Regions from separate parts of the Homo sapiens genome. Here all the other regions are linked to region 1. Evidence: chromatin loops called from intact Hi-C (ENCODE). Cell type or tissue: GM12878. All regions are shown on one strand. Region 1 holds the start of NCAPH (non-SMC condensin I complex subunit H). Region 2 holds the start of DUSP2 (dual specificity phosphatase 2). Region 3 has its middle 19 kb from the start of NEURL3.

Region 1 (8,000 bases):
AGATGAGGACTGAGAACTGATCATTGGATTTAGAACCTAGGGTTACTAGTGATCTTGACAAAAACAGTTTTCCTAGAGTAGTAAGGGAGAAAGCTGAACTGGAGTGGTTCAAGTGAAGATGGGAGAAGAGAAACTGGAGACAGCAAACGATGACAAGGTGTTCAAGGACTTCTCTTTTTTTTTTTTTTTTTTTGAGACAGAGTCTTGCTTTGTCCCCCAGGCTGGAGTGCAGTGACGGGATCTCAGCTCATTGCAACTCCGCCTCCCAGGTTCAAGCAATTCTCCTGCCTCAGCCTCCTGAGTAGCTGGGACTACAGGCGCCCGCCACCACGCCCAGCTACTTTTTTGTATTTTTAGTAGAGACGGGGTTTCACAGTGTTAGCCAGGCTGGTCTCGAACTCCTGACCTCGTGATCTGCCTGTCTTGGATTCCCAGAGTGCTGGAATTACAGGCGTGAGCCACCACGCCCTGCCCAAAGACTTCTACTGTAAAAGGGTGGAGAGAAATGAGAGGGTGAGAGTTGAAAGGGAAGTGAGGAATTTTTAAGACAAAAAAACAAAACAAACAAACAAAAACCTCAGCATGGTAGAAAGAATGAAGCAAAGAGACTGTATTAGTTTTCTATGGCTGCTGTCACAAATGACCACAAACCTAGCGGTTTAAACACACATGTGGCTGGGCGCGGTGGTTCACACCTGTAATCCCAGCACTTTGGGAGGCCGAGGCGAGCAGATCATGAGGTCAGGAGATCCAGACCATCCTGGCCAACACGGTGAAACCCCACCTCTACTAAAAATACAAAAAAATGAGCCGGGCGCAGTGGCGGGTGCCTGTAGTCCCAGCTACTTGGGAGGCTGAGACAGAAGAATGGCATGAACCCAAGAGGTGGAGCTTGCTGTGAGTCGAGATCGCGCCACTGCACTACAGCCTGGGTGACAAAGTGAGACTCCGTCTCAAAAAACAAAAACAAAAACAAAAAAACCCCCACACGTTTATGTGTTCTCTTGCAGCTGTGGAGGGTTACATTCATTCTGGAGGCTTTGAGAGGAGGATCTGTTCCTCGCCTTTTGCAGCTTCAGAGCTGCCTACATTCCTTGGCTCACTGTCCCCCCATCACTCTAACCTCTTGTTCTGTCATCACATCTGCTCTCACTCTACCCCGACGACCTTCCTCTTACAAGGACCACTGTGATTAAACTGGGCCCACCCAGATGATCCATGATAGTCTTCTCAACAGCCTTAACTTAATCACATGAGCAAAGTCTCTTTCACCACGTAAGATAACATATTCACAGGTTCTGGACACCTTTAGGGCAAGTGTTATTCAGCCTATCACAGTGACCATCCAAAATAAAAGGTAAAATTTGCTGAACAATGTACTCAAGCAGGCAAAGAGGTTGCCTTTGTAGAGAGCACAGAAAGCCCATCCTCAGTAACAGGAGAAAAGACAGAGGCACTGGCACAGATGCAGGCAGGGAGCAGGTGCAATGGCAGACTTGGGGATGTTCCTTTTTGTTTGCTTTTTTTTTTTTTTTTTTTTTTCAATAAAATAGGAAGTAAAAACAAGGCTGGGCTCATGCCTGTAATCCTAGCACTTTGGAGGCCAAGGTGGGAGGATCACTTGAGGTCAGGAGTTCGAGACCAGCCTGGCCAACAAGGCAAAATCCCGTCTCTACTAAAAATACAAAAATTAGCAAGGTGTAGTGGCGCATGTCTGTAATCCCAGCTACTCGGTAGGCTGAGGCAGGAGAATTGCTTGAGCCTGGGAGGCAGAGGTTGCAGTGAGCCAAGATCAAGCCACTGCACTCCAGCCTGGGGGACAGAGCAAGACTCTGTCTCAGAAAAAAAAAAAGGGTTGTTGGAGTCAGGGAACCAGAGAGTGAATTAGAAAGATATAGGTGGTATTGAGAAGTGGGGTACTTTGCCAGGCATCTGTGGTTCCAGCTACTCAGGAAGCTGAGCCTGCTTGCGCTCAGCAAGGCTGCCGTGAGCTAGGACAGCACCTGTCAATAGCCACGCACTCCAGCCTGGGCAACACAGCAAGACCCTGTCTCTAAAAAATAATAGGCCGGGCGCGGTGGCTCATGCCTGTAATCCCAGCACTTTGGGAGGCTGAGGCGGGCAGATCACAAGGTCAGGAGATCGAGACCACCCTGACTAACACGGTGAAACCCCGTTCCTACTAAAATACAAAAAATTAGCTGGGCGTGGTGGCAGGAGCCTGTAGTCCCAGCTACTCGGGAGGCTGAGGCAGGAGAATAGCGTGAACCCAGGAGGCGGAGCTTGCAGTGGGCCGAGATTGCACCACTGCACTCCAGCCTGGGCGATAGAGCGAGACTCCGTCTCAAAAAAAACAAAAAACAAAAAACAACAAAGTAAAAATAGGAAGGGAGGAGGCAAGAGACATTTTTAGAAACTGAATCAAGAGGACTTATGAGGACAGTATTTGGATGTGAGCACAGTAGGCTACAGGCTAAGGAAGGAACCTGGACCTTTGGAGAGGATACCTTAACAGAAATAGGAAGCACTTAAGGAGAACCTTGTCTAAGAGAGAAACTAAACTTGGAATTAGAGGCATGCTTTAATTCTCCAAATCTTCTTTCCGTGGTTTCTCTCCTTGCCTTTGATATTATGCATCCATTCATTCAACCGATGGTTACTGAGCTCAAAGACACTTCCTATGTCTACTTCCTCATTTCCCACTCATTTTTCAACCCACTCTGGTCTGGTTCCTATTCCAACTTCATGAGAACTATCTTTTCGTGATCATCTATAACTTCCATGTTGCCTAAACCCTATGGTCATTTTCTGGCCTTTCTCTTGGAATCCAGCAGCATTTGAAACAGCTGACAGTCCCTTCCTTGTTGAAACACTCTTGGCTTCTTCCTATACCACTGTCTTTTGAGTTTTTCCAGCTCATCCTTCTCTATCCAGCTTCTAAACGTTGGTCCTAGATGTGCAGGGCCTTCCTAGTGTTCTCACCTGTTCCCATGGTTTTATGGTCTAATGGTCTATATGATAATGGTATCCAAATTTATTTCTCAATCCATGGGTCACTTCCCTGAGTGGTCCATATAACTCCCCTGAGAGCCAAATTCTCACCTAAGTGATTATAGATCCCTTCACCTGAGTCTCTCCCGTAAGTCACACATACCATGTCCAAAATGTAACTCAATTTCCAAATCTCTTACCCAAGGCCTCCAGACCCTGCCTACGTGTCAGGCCTCACTAAGCTTGGTCACAATGTTCTGGTCAGGTCCTAGGCCAGGCCAGGCTCTTCCCTGCCTCATTTTTGTACTTGCTCCTTCTGCCTGAAACACGTTCCCTAGTATCTGCCTAAAGATCTTCCCTGAACCCCTGGCGGAGCCACCCCTACTCTGCTATACTCAATCACAGCACTCAGCCTCATGTGTAATTATTTCTTTTGTTTACTGTCTGTCTCCCCAACTCCAACAGTATAGAGATATTATCAATTTTGTTCGCCCAACGGGAGAGCTCAGTACTTTTGAATAGATGCAAAAATAAATGCATGCATGCTAAGCATACAACGGTAACCACATCGCTTCCAAAGCCCTGAAAATAACGTCTATTCCAGGAAAACCACCATTTTAATGGAGAGACACCGAGCACGCTTTAGGAGCCCAAGGAGGAGGCCGCCCCACCGCCCGCCCGGGAACTGAGGAGTGTGAGGCAGGGCCCGCGCGCTCTCCGACTCCGGCCGAAGCCGCTTTCTGATTGGCTGAGCGCACAAGGTCCGCCCGCCCCGCGCCGGCCCTCCCCTCCCCCCGCACCGGCCTCTGCTGTCAGCCGCAGGGCCAAGACCCGAGCTGAGCATATCCTCTCTCCCCGCCCAGGCCAGCCCGCCAGCCCTGCCCGCCCGAAGTACTGCTTCGCTAGGGGCCCTTCCCGCCGCGCCTCCCGACCGCCCGGCTCACCTGGGCCGGGAGGTCCCATCTTTCCTTGGCGTCTCCTGAGCTGGTTTTAAATCGCGCGCGTCGAGACGCCTGAGCGCCGTAACGGCCGCGTGACGTCGCCGGCGGGCCGGGCCAGCAGCGCGCCTGCGCAGACCACCTCGGGCCTCCGCGGGCGGCGTCAGAGTGAGTTTTGGGTTGAGGACCCCGTCTGATTGGGCTTCTTGGGGTCGGTGGACCCCCTGAAATAGTATGAAAACCCCCTCCTTCGAGGACTAGGTGCAGGACTGGGCTTGGGAACCCAGCGTCGAGCAGGGTGAGCAAGGCCCGTCTTTCGTGGAATTTACTTTCTTTTTTTTTTTTTTTTGGGACGAAGTCTAGCTCTTGTCCCCCAGACTGGAGTGCAGTGGCGCGATCTTGGCTCACTGCAACCTCCGCCTCCTGGGTTAAAGCGATTCTCCTGCCTCAGCCTCCCGAGTAGCTGGGATTACAGGCGCCTGCCACCACGCCTGGCCAATTTTTGTGTTTTTAGTAGAGACGGGGTTTCACCATGTTGGCCAGGCTGGTCTCGAACTCCTGACCTCAGGTGATCCGCCCACCTCGGCCTCCCGAAGTGCTGGGATTACAGGCGTGAGCCACCGCGCTCAGCCCGTGGAATTTACTTTATAATGGGGAGGCAGATGATCGAGAAAACGAGGTTTATTTCCCTTAGAGATCTGTGCTGTGTGGGCAGCAAAACGCTGAAAACCTCCGGGAAGAGGGACGGAGGGGAGCGGGAGCCTACGTGGGAATGAGGAGCGGTCCAGGTGGGGAAGAACTGATGCAGAAATGCTATGTATACATTAAATATAGTACAAAATGTACATTTAATATAGTGTAAGATGAAGGCCATCGTTTTATTCAGATTCTTGTGAATAGCTTCCTGTGAACACCCCCCACCCTTCAAAAAATAAATAAAGGTCGAAAAAGCGAAATAAGCATAAAATGCCATCTGTCCCCTCAGTTTCATCTAACCCTAAGGATTGAATTATGGGAGTAAAGGCCAGGGTGATTCCCTGGAATATCCCCAGCACATCCTAGAATTTCTTGTAACTCTCATATCTGGCATCTTTTACAGTGTTTCTCTTCAAGGGCACTGTTGGCATTCAGGGTGAAACAATCCTTGGCATGATAGGATGTTTGCCCTCTTTGTGGGCTCTTAAGCCCCCGTAACATCATTTGCCCACTAAATGCCATCAGTGCTGTCGCTCATTTTGGCAATCAAAAAGTGCCACCCTTTGTTGAAAACCACTTTTTTTTTTTTTTTTTTTGAGACAGAGTCTTGCTTTGTTGCCCAGGCTGGAGTGCAATGGCACGATCTCAGCTCACTGCAACCTCCACCTCCCAAGTTCAAGCGATTCTCCTGCCTCAGCCTCCTGAATAGCTGGGATTACAGGCGCCCACCACCACACCCAGCTAATTTTTGTATTTTTAGTAGAGATGGGGTTTCACCATGTTGGTCAGGCTGGTCTCGAACTCCTGACCTCAGGTGATCCACCCGCCTTGGCCTCTCAAAGTGTTAGGATTATAGGCATGAGCCACTGCGCCTGGCTGAAAACCACTTTTTAAGCCTATCTGTTGTTCGTATAAACTTGTTCTTCTAGTGACCACCTTCAAATCTTCAGCGTAAGGCTGTGTGGGTTAGAGAAAACAGGTTGACACTGTTTATCTCAGCAAATGATACCATCAGCCACCCAAGAACCCAAATCAGCACCCAGGAGTCATCCTGGGGGATTCCCTCCCTTTCTCTCCCCACACAATCCATCATCAAGCAAGCTATTTTCACCTCCTAAAAATTGCCAATCCTGCCTTTCTCCTTCCATCCACATTACCTTCTCACTGGCCTGCTCTGGCCCCCCCTCAGGCCCTGAGTAGTGTATGCGGAGTCCAAATCTGAGCTGTCACTCCCACTTGTCCCCCACCACTTCCTCCCGGAAGTATAACACTTCAGGGGTTCCACCACCCTGGGAACCTCTAAGCGTCCTACAAGGTCCTGGAAGGGTCTTCCTGCCAGCCTCCCCACCCCTGCAGCCTCTCCAGCCTCCTCAGGGACCTTGCTCCCCTTGCTCCCTGCCCTCCAGCTGCCCTGGCCTTTTTTCAGATTCCTCTCATCACACCTGCTCCTACCCCCAGGCCTCTGCACACACACACTCCTCTAGCTAGGATCCTCTTCATCCCCATCTTCACCCCCGTAGCTCCAGTTAGGTTTCTACTCCCCTCAGGTTCCTCAAGGAGACCTTCCCTGATACACACAACTCTCCATACTGGAGGCTTCAGGAGAACTTGTCACAGCTGCAATTTTCCATGCACTAGGGTGACTATTTCATGTCTGTCTCCTACATAGACCGTCAGCTCCATGAGGATGAAGCCATATCTGTTCACTATGGTTTTCCCATGGCCTGGTGCTGGCCCTGGACATAGCAAGTACTTAAATATGTATTCAATGAGTACATCTGGAAGACAATTTTAAATCCTGGGTTGGGCATGTTAACCTCTCTGGGCCCCATTTTCTTCCCCGTCTATAAAATGGGGAAGGCACTATCCCCGCACTGGACTTGGTCAGTATATGCTGGGGTCCCTGTCATCTCCCTCACTTGTTCTCTCTGCTGAATGCATCTGAGGGAGGACACTGGGACAAGTGTGATCCTCTGGATTCCATGTGTACATAAGAGTAGCAAGGGTTAGGTGATACACTGAATCAGGAGCCTCTGAAGAACAGCTTGGAAGCCCTGGGGGAGGAAAGCTACTAAGTGACCCACTAGGTGAGCCTTGAGGCTGTTCTGTGGGAATAATGGAGCCACCTGAGCTGCTTCCAGCTTCACGTGCAGGAAGGCAAAGCCAGCTCCATGCCCAGTGTCTCTCTGGGCCAGGGCTGCCTTATGCGGGCAGGTCTTTCACCTCCTGCTCTGAATGCCATCTTTGTTTTGTTTTTAGGACTATGAAGGGTGCCAAAAGAGTGAATGATTTGGCCGGGCGCGGTGGCTCAAGCCTGTAATCCCAGCACTTCGGGAGGCCGAGGTGGGCAGATCACAAGGTCAGGAGATCGAGACCATCCTGGCTAACACAGTGAAACCCTGTCTCTACTAAAAATACAAAAAAAAAAAAAAAATTTGCCTGGCATGGTGGCGGGTGCTTGTAGTCCCAGCTACTCGGGAGGCTGAGGCAGGAGAATGGCATGAACCTGGGAGGCGGAGCTTGCAGTGAGCCGAGATTGTGCTACTGCACTCCAGCCTGGGCAACAGAGCAAGACTCCATCTCAAAAAAATAATAATAATAAATAAATAAAGAAGAGTGAATGATTTATCACTGATCTCAGTGGTGTACAAAGCTCAATACCTCTGTTTGTGCAAAAGTAAAGTAGTTAAGGTTCCTCCACTAATCCTAGGCTGCCAGAAAAGCAGAGCTGGTGTCGTCTTCCTTCCCCACCCCATTTTACTCTTCATGGAGATTCTACTTCCCCCAAATAAATGGGAAACTGCCTTAGTTTAGGTGAGAAACAATAGTGTTATCCATTGGCTACCTGAACAAGCAATCTTTTGGCTTCAAATTTGCCCTGACTTTCCAGCCTGCAGCTGGCTTATATAATGATGTAGTCTGTGATAGAAACCATCAAGTCACTGGGACTTAGTAGGCATATAGTTGAAATGGCTTTGCGTTCGTTTTGGCCTCCAAGCAAATGCCTTTTTTTTCTTTTTTTTTTTTTTTTTGAGACGGAATTTTACTCTTGTTGCCCAGGTTGGAGTGTAATGGCGCCATCTCGGCTCACCACAGCCTCTGCCTCCTGGGTTCAAGTGATTCTCCTGCCTCAGCCCCCCCAAGTAGCTGGGATTACAGGCATGCACCATCATGCCCAGCTAATTTTGTATTTTTAGTAGAGACAAGGCTTCTCCATGTTGGTCAGGCTAGTCTCGAACTTCCAACCTCAGGTGATCTGCCCACCTCAGCCTCCCAAAGCGTTGAGATTACAGGCGTGAGCCACTGCACCTGGCGCAAATGCCTTTAATGTTTGCATGTGATATGAAATTCCTGACCTCCTTAAGACTGGGCTAA
Region 2 (8,000 bases), 190 kb after region 1:
GGCGCAAGCACTGTAGCCAAGCCACTCACCTCCCGCCCCCTGTGAGGCATCTGCTTGGAGGTGGGGGCTGGAAGGAGGAAGGAAGGCTCTGCAGCAGCAGCGAGGCAGCTGTGGGAGGGAGACCTGCTGTGCAGGGGGCTGATGGATGTGCTGCCAGGGCCAGGAAAGACCTGGAATCCCAAAGGCAGGAGCCAGTGACGCTTAAACAGCCGTCAAAATAGATGGTTATAAAAAGAATAACATGCAGAATCATCATTTGTTCCCGGTGAGTCTCACAGGTTTTCAATTTTAAAAACAGTGCTGAGCCCAAACTTACTTGATATTGTCTGCTCTGTAAGAGCCAGGCCAAGAAAAACAAACAAAAACAGAGAGAGCTCTGAGCAGGGACCCCCAACCTGGGTCAGCCCCTTCCCAGCCAGTGGCGAGGACTGGGTCCTGCTTCCAGAGCCTTCAGGCTGTGGGGCATCCAGTCTAGCAGAGACCCCTCCTCATTGTGTCCTCACCCCTACACCCAATGCCCTGCCTCCTCTCTGCTGTGGCTCCCAAGGCTGGGCTCTGGCGAACGGTGGTTGGGGAGACTCTGAGTGGGTGGCGGAGAGGAGCAGGCGTCCTGCACCATTATCACCACAGGCAGCATCCAAGGCTTGGGGGGCTTTTGTCAGAGCAAAAGCAGGAGAGGGACATGGGCTGGTAAGTCTCTCCCCCTCTTCTTACCCCAGCCCTGGGCTTTCACCCAGTAATCGGGGGTGGGGCTTTCCCCAGTTTGGGAGTAGGGAAAGAAGGCAAAGGGAAGGCCCTCCTTCATGGCTAAGCTGGGCCTCCGTAAGTCCACGTTCCAGAGCTGAAAAGGGGACAGCCCCAAGACAAATGGCCTCAAGGGGGTGACATATGTGCAGCCACTTTAGGCAGTCATCACCAGTCCTGAGCTGGGTGGTGGCACGTGCCTATAGTCCCAGCTACTCTGTTGGCTGAGGCAGGAGGATCACTTGAGCTCAGGAGTTTGAGGCCAGTGTGGGCAACATAACAAGATCCTGTCACTTAAAAAGAAAAAGAAAAAGAGACCACTGGTCATGGCCAAGAGTGCCAGGCCCCAGGGACTGTGCTATGAGAGCAAACCTTCAGCAATGCTCTCCCCACATGCAGAACTCCCCGGCAAGGTATACCAGATTCTCCAGAAGGAGGGGAAGAGGCCCAGCCCAGCATGGGAGTTGGGTCTGGAGCCCCTTACACGGCTGAGCTGAATTCACTCCTGAATCAGGGATCCCACCTGGCTGGGGTCCTCCCACAGAGCTGGAAGGCTTTGGCTCCTGGCCCAGCAGCAAGACTGGACCTGATTGTCCTTCTGCACGCTCTGTAATTTGCCCCTGGAATAAGCATTAAGTCATTTGGAGGCCGATGCCAAAGATAAGGGCTCATATCAGCCTTTGGGATCTGTGGCCCAGACTCCCTGGCTCTGTTGTGGGCTTTGCTGCCTCAGCCTCCAGACTGGCCTGCCAGGGACAGCGGGGCCTCAGCCAAGTTGCCCAGACAGTGGAGTAGCCTTAGAGCGTTGGAGCCAGTGTGGAAGAGCCGCTGCACCATGATGTGCTCCCCTTACAGATGGAGACACTGAGAGGGTGACGTGGCCCCAGGGACCTTTGGAGTCCTTGGGGCTTTTCTCCTCTGCATCGGCTCTGACCCCAGCACACACAAGCTCCAGCTCCTTCTCACACATAGTGGAACTGCACAGGTACGATGCTGCCCTGCACACAACCAGGCATACAGCACACTGCTGTGAGGAACTCAGGGCAGACAAGTCCAGAAGGGCTGCGGGCTCTCCACAGGTCCCAGCTGTCACTCTTCAAGACGGTCTGGACACAGGGGTCTGTGGGGGAGCCGGAAGGGTCTTTCAGAGGGCACGGAGGAGGGCCTCAGGAGACTGGGGGCTTGGAGGGTGGGTTCTGAAATCCCACGCAGCTGGGGGCAGGGCGAGGGCAGCTCCAGCGCAGTGACGCTGTCTCCACCCACCTCAACTTCTCTGCTTGAGTTTGGGAGTTCACTGCCAACAATTCTTGTGGCTCAGACACCCCACGCACACCTGGGCCTCACCACATCCGGCAGCAGGGCTGGGGGAGGGCGGAATGGAGGGGATACCCAGGCCCCCAGTCCTCCGGGTGCAGTGCTAGCCCTGGACTTTGCTGCCCGGCGGGGCTGGACAGGGAGGCCTAGGATGGGGGAGGCCAGTTCTGTTCTGCTTCTCCCTCTTCCCCTTGCCAAGGTCTTGAAATCCCCGCAGGCCTGGGGAGGGCCGGGAGCGTCAGCGGACTTCCCTCCAGGGCGGGCTTGTGGCAGGGGGAAGTACTTCTCTCTGGGGCCTGGGGGCTTTCCCTGCACCCAGGAGGAAGAAGCTTTGCCCTACACATAACTGGAAACCAGTCACAGACCCCTGCTTTCCCCATGAAAGGCCCTGGGACCCCCCCTCATTTCCCTTCGGCCCAAGCCCAGGGGCCTGGGCCCCGGGGACTGTGTTCTGGCCTAGCTTGGCCACCAACCTACTGCAAGACCCTGAGTACTGGTCTTATCCAGGCAATGGGGGGTGGGGAGGGGGAGGAGAGAGAAAGTCCCTCTGGCTCAAGGTCTCCAAATAGATGAGAAATAGGACATCTCAGCAGGGACCCCCCCCATCATCCAGTGTAGAAATCACCCGTGGCAGCAGGCATTTGTCAATGTTTGTGGTGACAAATTTCTAAGAGGAAAATTCTGGGAGGGAAAGGGAAAAGGCAGAGGAAGCGTGGGGTTAGGGGGTGGGGTACTCCAAGGGTCATCGTTGGCCCTAAAGGGGGACCTGCATCTGAGAAGCTGGGTTCCCCAGGACTGAGTGGCTTGGGACAGGTCAAAGGGTGGGCGCAAAAACGGAGGGGTGCTAGTCCCTCCGACTCCGGGTAACACCTTCCCTTCCCTTAGTCGCTGGTCCCCGCCTCCTCCCGGTGTGTTGGTCCCCGCGCCCTGCCTTCCCCCTCAACCTCCCCCCCGCCCCGAAGTCTCCAGGTCAGCCCAGACTGCGCCCCACGTGAGGGGCGGGGGCGGGCGCGGGCGCCAGCGCCTTCCTGCTCTGCCCTTGTATGGTGCCCCGGAGGCCGGCCCACGGGTACTTAACCCGGGCCGCCGCGGAGGGCGCCCGGAGTCGACCGCTCGGGCAGCGCCACCGCCACGAGAGCCCGGGACGCGGGAAAGACCGAAAGGAAGAGGAAGAGGCACCGGTGGCCATGGGGCTGGAGGCGGCGCGCGAGCTGGAGTGCGCGGCGCTGGGCACGCTGCTGCGGGATCCGCGGGAGGCGGAACGCACGCTGCTGCTGGACTGCCGCCCCTTCCTGGCCTTCTGCCGGCGCCACGTGCGCGCCGCGCGGCCAGTGCCTTGGAACGCGCTGCTGCGGCGCCGCGCGCGCGGCCCTCCTGCCGCCGTTCTCGCCTGCCTGCTGCCCGACCGCGCGCTGCGGACGCGCCTGGTCCGCGGGGAGCTGGCGCGGGCCGTGGTGCTGGACGAGGGCAGTGCCTCGGTGGCGGAGCTCCGGCCCGACAGCCCGGCTCATGTGCTGCTGGCCGCGCTGCTGCACGAGACCCGCGCGGGGCCCACTGCCGTGTACTTCCTGCGAGGTGAGCAAGCCGGCCGCCCTTGGCCCGCCCCACCCGACTCCAGCCCGGCTTTCCCTGCTGATCGTGCTCTTCCCCTCCTTGCAGGAGGCTTCGACGGCTTCCAGGGCTGCTGTCCCGATCTGTGCTCTGAGGCCCCCGCCCCTGCGCTGCCGCCAACAGGGGACAAAACCAGCCGCTCCGACTCCAGGGCTCCTGTCTACGACCAGGTGAGTATTGACCCCCCTCCCCCGAACCTCCCTCTCTCCCCGCCGCGGACTGGGCGCCTCTAGGGAAAGAGCCTGCCATTTGGGGATGCGAGCAGTTTGCCCATATACACACACTTTTATACGTGTGTGTGTTGGGGGAGGGGGTGGGGCATGGCTGCTCGCGCGTGCCTGTATGGGTCTGTGTATGTTTGCATGTGTATGTTGGGAGCATGAAGGGAAATGTATGTCCCGGTGTGTCCTCCGCACATTCCTGAGACCTGTCTCAGGTCAGGAGGACTGGCTGAGGAGTCCTCTTGTCTCGGCCAGCCCATGGGGTCTCCACCCGCTGCTGCTCCAGCTCTCCGGGGCTGGGCTGGAAAGGCCTCACCGCCCCTCTGTTCCCTCCAGGGTGGCCCTGTGGAGATCTTGCCCTACCTGTTCCTGGGCAGCTGCAGTCACTCGTCAGACCTGCAGGGGCTGCAGGCCTGTGGCATCACAGCCGTCCTCAACGTGTCCGCCAGCTGCCCCAACCACTTTGAGGGCCTTTTCCGCTACAAGAGTATCCCTGTGGAGGACAACCAGATGGTGGAGATCAGTGCCTGGTTCCAGGAGGCCATAGGCTTCATTGGTAAGGGGGCACCTCTGCCCAGAAATCCCGAGGGGCTCCAGAGGAGAGGACTGGGGGCACCTGTCTCCTGGGCTGTGCACATTCCGTCTGACACCACTCCCCCATCTCCCTTGCAGACTGGGTGAAGAACAGCGGAGGCCGGGTGCTGGTGCACTGCCAGGCGGGTATCTCGCGCTCTGCCACCATCTGTCTGGCATACCTCATGCAGAGTCGCCGTGTGCGGCTGGACGAGGCCTTTGACTTCGTTAAGCAGCGCCGGGGGGTCATCTCCCCCAACTTCAGTTTCATGGGGCAGCTGCTGCAGTTTGAGACCCAGGTGCTGTGTCACTGAGGTGGTGCCCCTCTGCCTGCCTGCCCCACTGTGCTGGCAGGAGCTGACTGTGGACTGGTGGGCTCCCCTCTGGGCCAGCACAGTCCCCTCACCTCTGGCAGGGCTGCTACCTCCTCAGAGTTTCAGAAGCCCCCACATGGGGGCTCTAGGAATGCCGGCATGCTGGTCTTTCCGACCTGGTGCTCTTCTGCTGGGGGACTGAGGCTGGCCCTCATTCGGGGTCGGGAACCAAGGGTGTGTCTGCTCTTTCCCTCCCCATCCTCTGGCAGAAATCAGCTAGACGCTATACCGTGGACTCTCCCTGGTCCACCACCATGTTGAAGCCCTTGGCAGCCTGAGAGCTCCAAGGAACAAGCTGTGACAACCAGGAGCCCTGTCTGTGGGTTCGTCTGCCCAGGGCCTGGAGCCCAAGCCCTGTGTTCCTGGGGAAGCTGGGGACTTGGGAAGTGATGGGTGTGTCATGTTGCGTGTGTCTGTCTGTGAGCCTTTCACACCTGTGCTGGCGCTGGAAAATTATTTGTGCTCAGCTGACATTTAACACTCCCTCCCCCGCTTCCTCCTAGCCCTGTGGGCAGGGGTTGGAAACTTAGCACTTTATATTTATACAGAACATTCAGGATATGTCAATAAAATATTGTTATATTTAAAAAACAACAACCCAGCATCTGGTCTCATCTGATACCCGGGAGCCTGCTTGGACCTCACGTTTCCTTGTGCCCTTGGGGTTTGGGAAGTGAATGGGCAGAGGGGCCAGCGGCCGGAAGGGGCAGGTCTGACCCTCCCCACAAAGGCTGCTCTCTTGGCCCCAGTTCTCCCTGGGCTGGCGTCTTTTCCCAGACAGGGACCTCGCTCCAGAGCTGAACAGGGTTGTTTCTGGGAGGCTGGGTCCCGTCCGTGACTCAGAGCCAGGCCCAGTGCTGCCCCGATCAGACCCCGCTTCCTTTTCGGAATGTGGAAGGATGCGAGTGTGTGCCTGAGGGTGTGGTCCTGTGGGGGTGGGTGGTCTTGGCCCATGCACACCTGCATGTTGCGCATGGTGTTCCTGTGGGAGCGTGTGTGCACGCCCACACAAGAGGCACTTCCCAGGCCGTGTGGGTCTCTACTTCCTCACAGCAGGCCTGCATGGCCTCCCTACTCTTCTCCCACATCCCAGGGCTGGGGCTCACAGCGTCCCCTGTTCCAGAGCTCCTTCATGTCCCCCAAAGGCATGTGGCCCTGTGTCTGGTGCAGAGGACCTGTCACCAGGGATGGGATTCATTGCTCTGCACACCCACCCAACTAGCACATCTTGGCCGAGCTTCAATTACGGGCCCAGCATAGGACTAAGGTTCAGTGGAGACCTGAGACCAGGGCCCCGCCCACGCCAGAAGCCAAGGGGTACCTGCCGACGCTGCCGGGAGGGGGTGCTGTGATCTGCCTGTGAGCAGGGGTGCTGAGGCCTTTGGAAATGGTTGTGCGGGAGCCAGTCCTGCTTCAGGCTCACTGGGACACTCGGCCATTTGGAGTGTCATCCAGCCAAGGGTTGTCTCTGCACAGTGCTACCTCTAAGGATCTGTCCGTGGTCTGTTAGGAACTGGGCTGCACAGCCGGAGGTGAGCAGCTTCATCAGTATTACAGCCGCACCCCATTGCTAGCATTACTGCCTGAGCTCCGCCTCCTATCAGATCAGCGGTGGCATTAGATTCTCATAGGAGCTTGAACCCTGTTGTGAACTGCATTGGAGGGATATAGGATGTATGCTCCTTATGAAACTCTAACTAATGCCTGATGATCTGTCACTGTCTCCCATCACTCCCAGATGGGACCGTCTAGTCTCAGGAAAACAAGCTCTGGGCTCCCACTGATTCTACATTATGGTGAGTTGTATAAAATTATTTCATTGTAGATTACAATGTAATGATAGAAATAAAGTGCACAATAAATGTAATGCACTTGAATCACCTAGAAACCATCCCCCTCACCATCCTGGGCCAGGCATGGTGGCTTATGCCTCTAATCCTAGCACTTTGGGAGGCCGAGATGGGTGGATCAACTGAGGTCAGGAGTTCGGGACCAGCCTGGCCAACATGGTGAAACCCCGCCTCTACTAAAAATACAAAAATTAGCCAGGCATGGTGGCGGGCGCCTGTTATCCCAGCTACTTGGGAGTCTGAGGCAGGAGAATTGCTTGAACCTGGGAGGTGGAGGTTGCAGTGAGCCAAGATTGCGCCATTGCACTCCAGCCTGAGCATCAAGAGTGAAACTCCATCTCAAACAGAGGAACAAACAAAAACCGGTCCCTGGTGCCACAAAGGTTGGGAACTGCTGTCTTACGGCATTCTGAATGCCTGGGAGGGTGTGCTTGTGGGGCAGGGCAGTGTAGTTTGACAGTCCGGGGGCTGGTTTTGCTTCACCTTGCTGTATACAGTTTTCTTGTCTGTAAAATGGAGTTTCATTGTTAGCCCCCACCTCTGAGGATGTAGACTTACACAAGTCAATCCATGTAGTGCCTGCTCATAGTAGGCGCTCCGAAAATGTTAGCTAACTACGGCCCTAGGAGTGAGGTTGATCTGATGTGCCGGTGTGCACATGCGAGGTGTGCATCTGGACCAGGATGGACACTCATAACGGCTGGGCCTGGGGTCCACTCAGCCTTGTGCCTGGAGCCTGGCACAGGTGGGCGCTCACTCTGTGAGGCCGAATGAAGGGTGATTCTTGTTCCCACTGCTGTCTGAGGGGTGGGGTGAGCCACTCCAGTGTGAACTGGGCAGAGCCGGGGTTGCTATTCTGCCTTCCTTAGGAGCTGAGTAGGCATCTGTTGGGACCCACTTGTACCCCCATGCCCAGCTTGGGTGGGTGGGGGACATCTGGGGCTCTAAGTCATAGGGGACTTCACACCACACAGCCTCATCTCACACACAGCTGCACTGGTGGCTGAGGCCTCTGCCCACCCCCCACCCTTGGCCCTACCCCATCCCACCCTACCCAGCCCCAATCCCCTCTCCTTCCTTCCCCGTGCTTTTTATAGCTTGTCATCTAGCAAACTGCCCTTCTCTTTCTCTCTCTTTTCCTCCTTTCCTTCTTTCCTATTTATTAAATTTTTAAACTTTTAATTGTGGTAAAAAATGCAACATAAAATTGGTCATCTTTACCATTATCAAGTGTTTAGTAAAGTGTATTCACATCGTTGTGCACAGATATCCAGAGCTTTTTCATCTTGCGAACCTGAAATCCTATACCTATT
Region 3 (8,000 bases), 150 kb before region 1:
GAGACTGAGTCTCAATATGTTGCCTAGGCTGGTCTCAAACTCTTAACCTCAAGTGATCCTCTGACTTCAGCCTTCTGAATAGCTGGGATTGCAGGTGCAAGCCACTGCACCTGCTGAGACAACACACTTTCTGATTTTGAATTATACTACAAAGCTATAGTAATCAATACAGTATGGTACTGGCATAAAAACAGAAAAATAGATCCATAAAACAGAATAAGGATCCTAGAAATAAACCCATGCATATATGATCAACTTATCTTCAACAAAGCACCAAGAATACAGAATAGGGAAGCGACAGTCTCTTCAATCAATGGTATGGAGAAAACTGGATAGCCACATGAAAAAGGATAAAATTGGACCCTATCTTACACTATGCACAAAAGTCTACTGAAAATGGATTAGACTTAAATGTAAGACCTGAAACCGTAAAACTCCTAGAAGAATGATTTTTTGGATATGACATCTAAAGCATGAGTAACAAAAGCAAAAACAAGTGGGACTGCATCAAACTAAAAAGCTTCTGCATAGCAAAGGAAACAATCAACAAACTGAAAAGGCCACAGTAGAAAATATTTGCAATATTTTGTATACAATAAGGGGTTAATATCCAAAATATATAAGGGACTCATATGACTCAATATTAGAAAAACAAATAACCTGATTTAAAACTGGGCAAAAGACCTGAATAGACATTTCTCCAAAGAAGACATAACAATGGCCAATACGTATATTAAAAGGTGTTCAATATCACTAATCATCAAGAAAACTGCAAATAAAATCCACAATGAGATATCACCTCACACCTGTTAGAATGTCTAATGTCAGAAAGTCAAAAGATAACAAGTGGTTGTGAGGATATGAAGAAACAGGAACCCTTATATACTGCTGGTGGGGATACAGACTGCTACAGTCATTATGAAAAACAGTGCGTTTCCAATTGCATGGCTTAAAAAATAGGAACACAGTATGCAGGTTCCTCAAAAAATTAAGAATAGAACTATCATATGATCTAACAGTCTCACTTCTGAGTATGTATCTGAAGGAAATAGAAGCAGGATCTTGAAGAGATGGCTGCCCTGCTATGTTCACTCCAGCATTATTCACAATAGTCAAGATATGGAAACAACCTAAGTGTCCATTGATAGGTGAATGGATAAAGAAAATGTTATATCTATGTATTTATTTTTCAGCCTTAAAAAAAGGAAATCCCGTCATTTACAACAACATGGTTGAACCCGGAGGACATTATGCCAAATGAAATAAGCCAGACACGAAAAAGCTGAACTCATAGAAACAGAGTAGAAGGGTGGTTACTAGGAGATGGTGGTGGGGAAAATGGGGAGATGTTGATCAAAGGGCACAAACTTTCAGTTATAAGATGAGTAAGTTCTGAAGACCTAAATGTATAACATGGCCACTATAGTTAATAATAATAAGGTATTGTATACTTGAAATTTGCTAGGCTAGTGGATCTTAAATGTTCTCACCACACCTCCAAAATGGTAACTATATGAGATGATGGATATGTTAATTAGCTTGATTATGGTAATCACTTCACAATATATACATATATCATATATACATTTATCAAAACATTATATCGTATACCTTAAGTATATACAATTTTATCTGTCAATCATAGCTTAACAGAGCAGAATGAAGTAAAGAGACACACACACACACATATATATACACACACACATATATATATACACACACACACATATATATATATATATATTTTTTTTTTTGAGTCAGAGTCTTGCTCTGTTGGTCAGGCTGGAGTGCAGTGGCATGATCTTGGCTCACTGCAACCTCTGTCTTCTGGGTTCAAGCGATTCTCCTGCCTCAGCCTCCTGAGTAGCTGGGATTGCAGGCGCCCGCCACCACATCCAGCTAATTTTTGTATTTTTAGTAGAGACAGGGTTTCACCATGTTGGCCAGGCTGGTCTCGAACTCCTGACCTCAGGTGATCCTCCTGCCTCGGCCTCCCGAAGTCCTAGGATTACAGGTGTGAGTCACCACGCCTGGCCACATGTATTTTTTAAAGCCATAAAGGAGAGATTGATAAATTTGATTACGCAGGATTTTTTTAAAAGCTTATGTGTGACAAAAGATACCATGAATAAAACTAAGAAGCAAGATAATAGATGGGAAGTAGAGACTTTCAACACATATAACAGAATGGAATGATGTTGAAACTTACAAAACACTTACTCCTACAATCAATAAGAAAAGCACAGATAGCTCACAGTGAGTGTCCAAGATCACATACGGAGAAATCAATCCAATCACTTATGGGGTCAATAAACATGAGAATAAACTTTGCAAGAGCCTGGGAAGTGCAAATTAAGACAGCAGCAAGACACCAACAAAATAGAACTTGGTTGGATGGTGAAATGGTGAAAGGGTACAACATTTCAGTTAGAAAACTTTTACACTGCCGGGCAAGGTGGCACAGGCCTGTAATCCCAGCACTTTGGGAGGCTGAGACAGGAGGATCACTTAAGCCCAGGAGTTCAAGTCCAATCTGGGCAACATAGGGGGACCTTATCTCTACAAAAAAATTAAAAAATTGGCCAGGTGTGGTGGCCTGTGCCTGTGGTCCCAGCTACTTGGGAGGCTGAGGTGGGAGGATTGCCTGAGCCCAGGAGATTGAGGCTGCAGAGAGCTATGATCATGCCACTGCACTCCAGCCTGGATGGCAGAGTGAGACCCTGTTCAAAACAAAATCAAAAACAAACAAAAAAGAAATCAATTACACAAAAACATTGGAGGCATTATCTACTAAAATTTAAACTATTCATACACTATCGCCCACCAGTGTCTACTCCAGAAAGTCACTCACTGCTTGCAAGAATGACCTGGCAGCAATTCTCATGACAGGAAAGCACTTGGAAACAAACTTTATATATTTACCAATAGGAAAGTGGTTATATCAACCATGGTTTATCCATATTATAGAACATTGTGCTGTGGTTCCAAGGAATAAGTTTTTATTTTTTGATTTTTTTACTTTATTTTGTTTGGAACTAGGGTCTCACTCTGTCACCCAGACTGGAGTGCAGTGGCGTGATTATAGCTCACTACAGCCTCCGCCTCCTGGGCTCATGCAATCCTCCCACCTCAGCCTCCCAAGTAGCTGGGACAACAGGTGGGCACCACCACATCTGGCTAATTTTTTAAATTTTTTGTAGAGACAGGATCTTGCTGTGTTGCTCAGGCTGGTCCTGAACTCCTTGGGCTCAAGCAATCCTCCTACTTCAGCCTCCCAAAGGTTGGGATGACAGGTGTGAGCCACTGCATCCAGCCCAAGGAATACGTTTTCATTATGTTTCTGACATACAGGATGTAGCATACAGTAAATGTCATGAATATAAAAATGCATAAAATAATGTGTGTGTGTGTTGGTATATGAATGGCAAAGGGTCCAGGAGGGTAAGAGAAGTGACCCTGGGAAAGGACTGGGATGGGGATGTGATTGGGAGGACTTGAACATTTCACTGGCATGTGGGGACTTTTTTTTTTTTTTTTTTAACAATGAGAATGAGCTTACATATTGGTTAAAAAGCCAAAAACAGTTGCTTTGGGAAACAGTGGTGGCTCCTCAAAAACTTAAACACAGAAGGACTGTATGAGCCAGCGATTCCACTCCTACATATATACCCAAGGGAATTGGAAACACTTCCACACACAATTTGTACACAAATGTTGATGGAAGAATTATTCATAATGGCCCCAAGGTAGAAATGAATATTATTTGATCCTTAAAAAGGAATGAAATACTGATTCAGGCTACATCATGATGAGCCTTGAAAATGTTATGCTAAGAGAAGGAAACTAGTCACCAAAGGCCATATATGCACGATTCCATCCATATGAAATGTCTACAATAGGCAAATCCAGAAACAGAAAGTAGATTAGTGGGTTTCAGAGGCTGGGGAGAGGCAGAAATGAGGAGTGACAACTAAAGGGTACGGAGTTTCTTTTTAGGGTGAGGAAAATATCCTGAAATTAATTATGCTGATAGTTGCACAACTTTGTGAATAGAATACTAAAAACCATTGAACTGTGCATTTAAAAAAGACGAATATTATGATAATGTGAGTTACATCTCAATTAAAAAGTTATCCAAAACAAAACCTCTCCAAAATAGACAAAGAAGCGCTAGTGGGGAAAAAAGAGGAAGACGATATTAGCCCTGGCAGCAGGAACAGCTGAAGAGGAGATGCCTTTTGAGCTGGTCCTACAGGGAGAGTTTGGAAGGCAGAGGGGAATGGATGCCGGTCTTCCAGACAGCAGGCGCGGCACATGCAGAGATGGCAAAGGCAAGGTGTGCTGGGGGAGCTACGAGGAGGTGAGGAGGTCGGATTGGCCCAAGCAAAAGCGGGGGGGAGAGGCGAGAGGGAAGCGAGATGGGCCTGCCCTAGGAGCGCTCTACCGGCTGCGTGAGTGGCGGTGCCCGTGCCATCCCTGGGGCTGCAGGAGGTCTGATCTGCCAGGGCCTCGGCCAGCCAGCAACTCACAGTGCTTGTAAGGCAGGCTGGGAGAGAGGCAGGCTGCGGCTAAGTTTCGCTTTCCTAGAAGCCTGAGATCACAGGTTCCCTTGACGTGAGGTCACTGGAGTAAAACAATGGAGGAAGCGTGTAATGAATCATTATCACAGGGGCAGAATACACGCAGTAAAAAGAAAGTAGAACTGCAACCAGGGATCTTTAGCGTCCTGTAAGCGGAGGCCTGCCCGGGCTGGCTCCAGGGACCTGCTACGGGGCTTTCCTGCAGATATGGGAAAATTCCCTCGTCCAGACTTTCACATCAGGCTTTCTGTTAGATCAATTGGAGAGGGAAGGGGGAGACCGGGTCCACCATGTCACCTGCCCCTGGCGCCCATCGCACACAGGGCCCCAGCGTGCTGTCCTCATGAGGCCTCGCCAGCATTACTCCCTGATGGCACTCCTCTCGCAACCCCCACCCCCACCCCTGCACTGCACGCCCTGACCCCCCTGCTGATCAACTGTTGAAGAAATTCCACTTGGAAGAAGTCTACAGTGGGGACTGGGGGTCCCGCGTGTGGGGGATGACTCCTAAGCCTGGAGGCAGAGGGAAGAGAACCGCGCACGGTCCCTTCCTCCACAGACCTGCACAGCAGATTAGCCTCTGCTGCCAGCTGCCCTGCTCCCCAGTCCCTTCCTTTGAAGGAATGGGTGGTAGGATCTCCACAGGAATCTAGAGGTGGTGCCTCTGTGGTTTTCTGGCGCAGCCAGCTTGTTTCTCTCAGATCTGTGTGAAGTGCGAGGGGCACAGCAGGGGGTGACATTCTCATTTTATAGCCAGGAAACTGAGGCGCAGAGGCTTTGTGTGACTTGCCTGCAGCCACACAGCAGCCCATGGTATGGTTGGGACCAGATCTGGAATCGCTGAATCCCAGCCAAGACTCCCTTCTGCCTCAAGCTGAGCCATTTATGGCTTGACATGGAGGCGGATCACCTGAACAGTCCCCATTCCCCACAAAGTTCTCAACAAAAAAAGGGCCAACTTGGACACAGTGATTGAGATGGAGACTGACCACGAGAGGAGGGCACTTCCTAATCCCCGTTTCTGGCCCTAAACATCTTCCTGGCTTTCTGTTCAGGACCCCTCCTGACTCCCTCAAATGCTCTTGGATTCCGCTGACTTAAAGGATCAAATACATTTTGGCTCCTTGCCTGTCTCCCCCCAGGAGTATGTGCAGTCCTGGGGCTGACAGGGACTTGGAAGGAGAAGCCCAAGTGTCTTATTCCTTTTTTTGTTTGTTTGTTTGTTTTTTACTGTTAGAACACCACAGACTGGGCAATTTATAAAGAAAAGGGTTTATTTGGTTCATAGCTCTGGGAAGTCCAAGGGCATGGCTCTGGCATCTAGCGAGGGCCTTCATATTGAGTTATCCCAAGGTGGAAGGTGGAGGGTAGGAGGGAAGATGGGGACTGAACTTCACCCTTTTATCAGGAACCCATTCCCTCAGTGACTAGCTCACTCCTGCAATAACAATATTGTTTCACTCATGAGGGCAGAGGCTTCATGGCCTAATCACCCATCTCTTAAGGTCTTCACAATGGTAATTAAATTTCAACATGAGTTTTGGAGGGGACATTCAACCACAGCACCAAGTATTATATTGGAGGGAATAGACTGCCTGTCCTTTCCCTAAATTGAGACTAAGAGGATATGACCATTGGCTAAAATGGGGGGAGGCAGGCCCTTGGGTTACCCTAAGGTAGAACCCTTTTAAAATATTTGTGAGGAGAGAGGGTCCCATACCTGTGTAGCAAATGTGTGTTCTCCCAGTCACAAGGAGATGTCAGGAAGTGTGTGTCCTCTTGGGGGATAGACTGGGGGCTGGCCTCTGAGAGGCCCAAGGCTGGCTTTTTCACCCCCAGTGAATGTATGAGGCCCAGAAATTCGATGCTGTCAGCACGCAGTGGGAGCAGCTGTCACCCCTACTCCTTGGGGTAAAGCCGAGAGAAGTGTGAAACAGCCCACATGCCCATGGCAGCTGTAGAAAGGCCCTGCTCAGACTCCTGCTGTGAGGAGCACAGTTGACAGACCCAGCCTGTCGTGAGCTTCCCTCCGCCTCATCCTTCCTGACGCCATGCTTCTCCAATCTTTGATGTGGGAGCACCAGATAGAAGTACAGGGAGGCGGTATCTGGGCATCCCCTTTCCTGGGGGATGTGGGATGCCTGTAATGGTGACATTGTTTAGAGGACTCCTTATCAGCCTGGCCCAACAATTCCCAGAATGGCCCTGCAGCCCTAGACTCTTCCTGTCCACCCTCTTTCCTTCCCCTCTCCTTTCCCAGGCATCTGAGTGCAACATTCTCCAGCTCACCCCCCTGTCTCCTTCATAGGCATTTCCCCCAGTCAGTGTCTCATATGTCCAACTTCGTCTTGGTATCTGCTTCTGGGAAGACCCAACTTCTACAGTGTCCAACAAAAGAATGGATGAACTGCCGTGTGGTCATGCAGTGAATGAGCTAGAGCTATGAGTGTCACATAGACAAATCTCAAAAATATCATGTTTAACTGGAAAAACCACATCGCAGAAGGGGGCTTCAGATAGATCCCTGCTCCCAACCCACCAGCTGCTCTAAGCACTTCACGCGTAGTTACGCATTTGATGCTCACACCAACACTCAGCATCATCCCCACTTTGCAGATGAAAATATCTAGGTAAATCACCTCACTGTGCCTTGATTTCCTCATCTGTAAGATGGGGATGACAATAATGCCTCCTTCATCACATGATACTGTGAGCATTAAACAAGCGCAAAACATTGAGTGTTGCTCCTGCTGTATCGCTAGCTTCTTTCGTCGCCGTCATTTGTATTTCCTGATTAATTCTGTTTTCCTGTCTGGAAGGCCACATCTTCCTTAGATATTTAATTGCTATTGTTGTAGTGTCCATATCTTGCTCATGGTTTTCTCTGGCTTTAAGGTCCTTCATGCCAACAAAAGCTGGGAAAGGGTCGTGGGAAGAGATGGAGTGTCTGGGAGGGGCATGACCTAGTCATGAATTCTTTAGCTGAATTACATCAGAGGCACCAGGCCTCACAGTGGCCAGGAGGGCTTGTTTGTGTGCTTTCTGGGTGGGGAATGAAGGGGCTGCCCAGGGCCAGGAGGCGAGGCTGCCAGGTGGGCTGAGGACCACCTGTGCCTATCCGCGAGGCTGGGAGCCAACAGGGAGAAATGGCAATGCAGCACCTACTGTGTGCTGGGCCCTTTCCATTCAAGCTCTCGTTTCATCCTCACAACTGTCCCCTTTTCTGGAGGAAAACCGAGGTTACTGGAAGAGGAGGAGCCACCATGGAACTCAGGTCCATCTGGCTCTAGGTGAAAAGTTTTTTCTTTGAGACTGAGTCTGGCTCTGTCGCCCAGACTAGAGTGCAGTGGTGCGATCTTGGCTCACTGCAACCTCTGCCTCCCGGGTTCAAGCGATTCTTGTGCCTTAGCCGCCTCCTGA

Evidence for each region. Hi-C counts contacts between places; a loop is a spot of excess contacts. Peaks named below come from ENCODE experiments on the same cell type or tissue, not always from the same donor. Only the 100,000 strongest peaks of a DNase experiment are listed, where the experiment ranks them.
Region 2: it touches region 1 in a loop (4-fold over the local background); 4 of 110 quality-filtered maps call a loop at or near these places.
Region 3: a loop joins it to region 1, with 2.1 times the contacts of the local background. A loop is called at or near these places in 2 of 110 quality-filtered maps.

Annotation. Positions count from the first base shown.
Region 1 is chr2:96,331,784-96,339,783 of GRCh38, reverse strand. NCAPH (non-SMC condensin I complex subunit H) reads right to left here and starts at 4,018. Exons shown (of 18, transcript NM_015341.5): 1 at 3,936-4,018. The coding sequence starts at 3,954. RefSeq lists enhancers at 2,862-3,703, 3,704-4,545 and a silencer at 3,624-3,943. In GM12878, no CTCF peak of the experiment used is centred here; DNase peaks (open chromatin) are centred at 3,759 and 4,029; H3K4me3 peaks cover 3,541 bases; H3K27ac peaks cover 2,995 bases.
Region 2 is chr2:96,140,600-96,148,599 of GRCh38, reverse strand. It overlaps DUSP2 (dual specificity phosphatase 2), which reads left to right and starts at 3,160. Exons shown (of 4, transcript NM_004418.4): 1 at 3,160-3,633; 2 at 3,718-3,839; 3 at 4,227-4,446; 4 at 4,563-5,431. The coding sequence starts at 3,246. The coding sequence ends at 4,777. RefSeq lists enhancers at 761-840, 149-1,038, 1,021-1,190, 1,601-2,480, 3,277-3,778 and 2 more and silencers at 2,791-3,550, 7,061-7,110, 7,171-7,220. In GM12878, CTCF peaks have their summits at 880 (motif pointing right), 4,286 and 6,172 (motif pointing right); DNase peaks (open chromatin) are centred at 2,179, 3,049 and 6,055; H3K4me3 peaks cover 4,673 bases; H3K27ac peaks cover 5,866 bases.
Region 3 is chr2:96,482,800-96,490,799 of GRCh38, reverse strand. No RefSeq gene overlaps it. Among named protein-coding and RNA genes, the nearest start is that of NEURL3, 19 kb to the left of the region's middle. RefSeq lists enhancers at 4,351-5,000, 4,686-5,378. In GM12878, no CTCF peak of the experiment used is centred here; a DNase peak (open chromatin) is centred at 4,599; H3K4me3 peaks cover 1,727 bases; H3K27ac peaks cover 4,018 bases.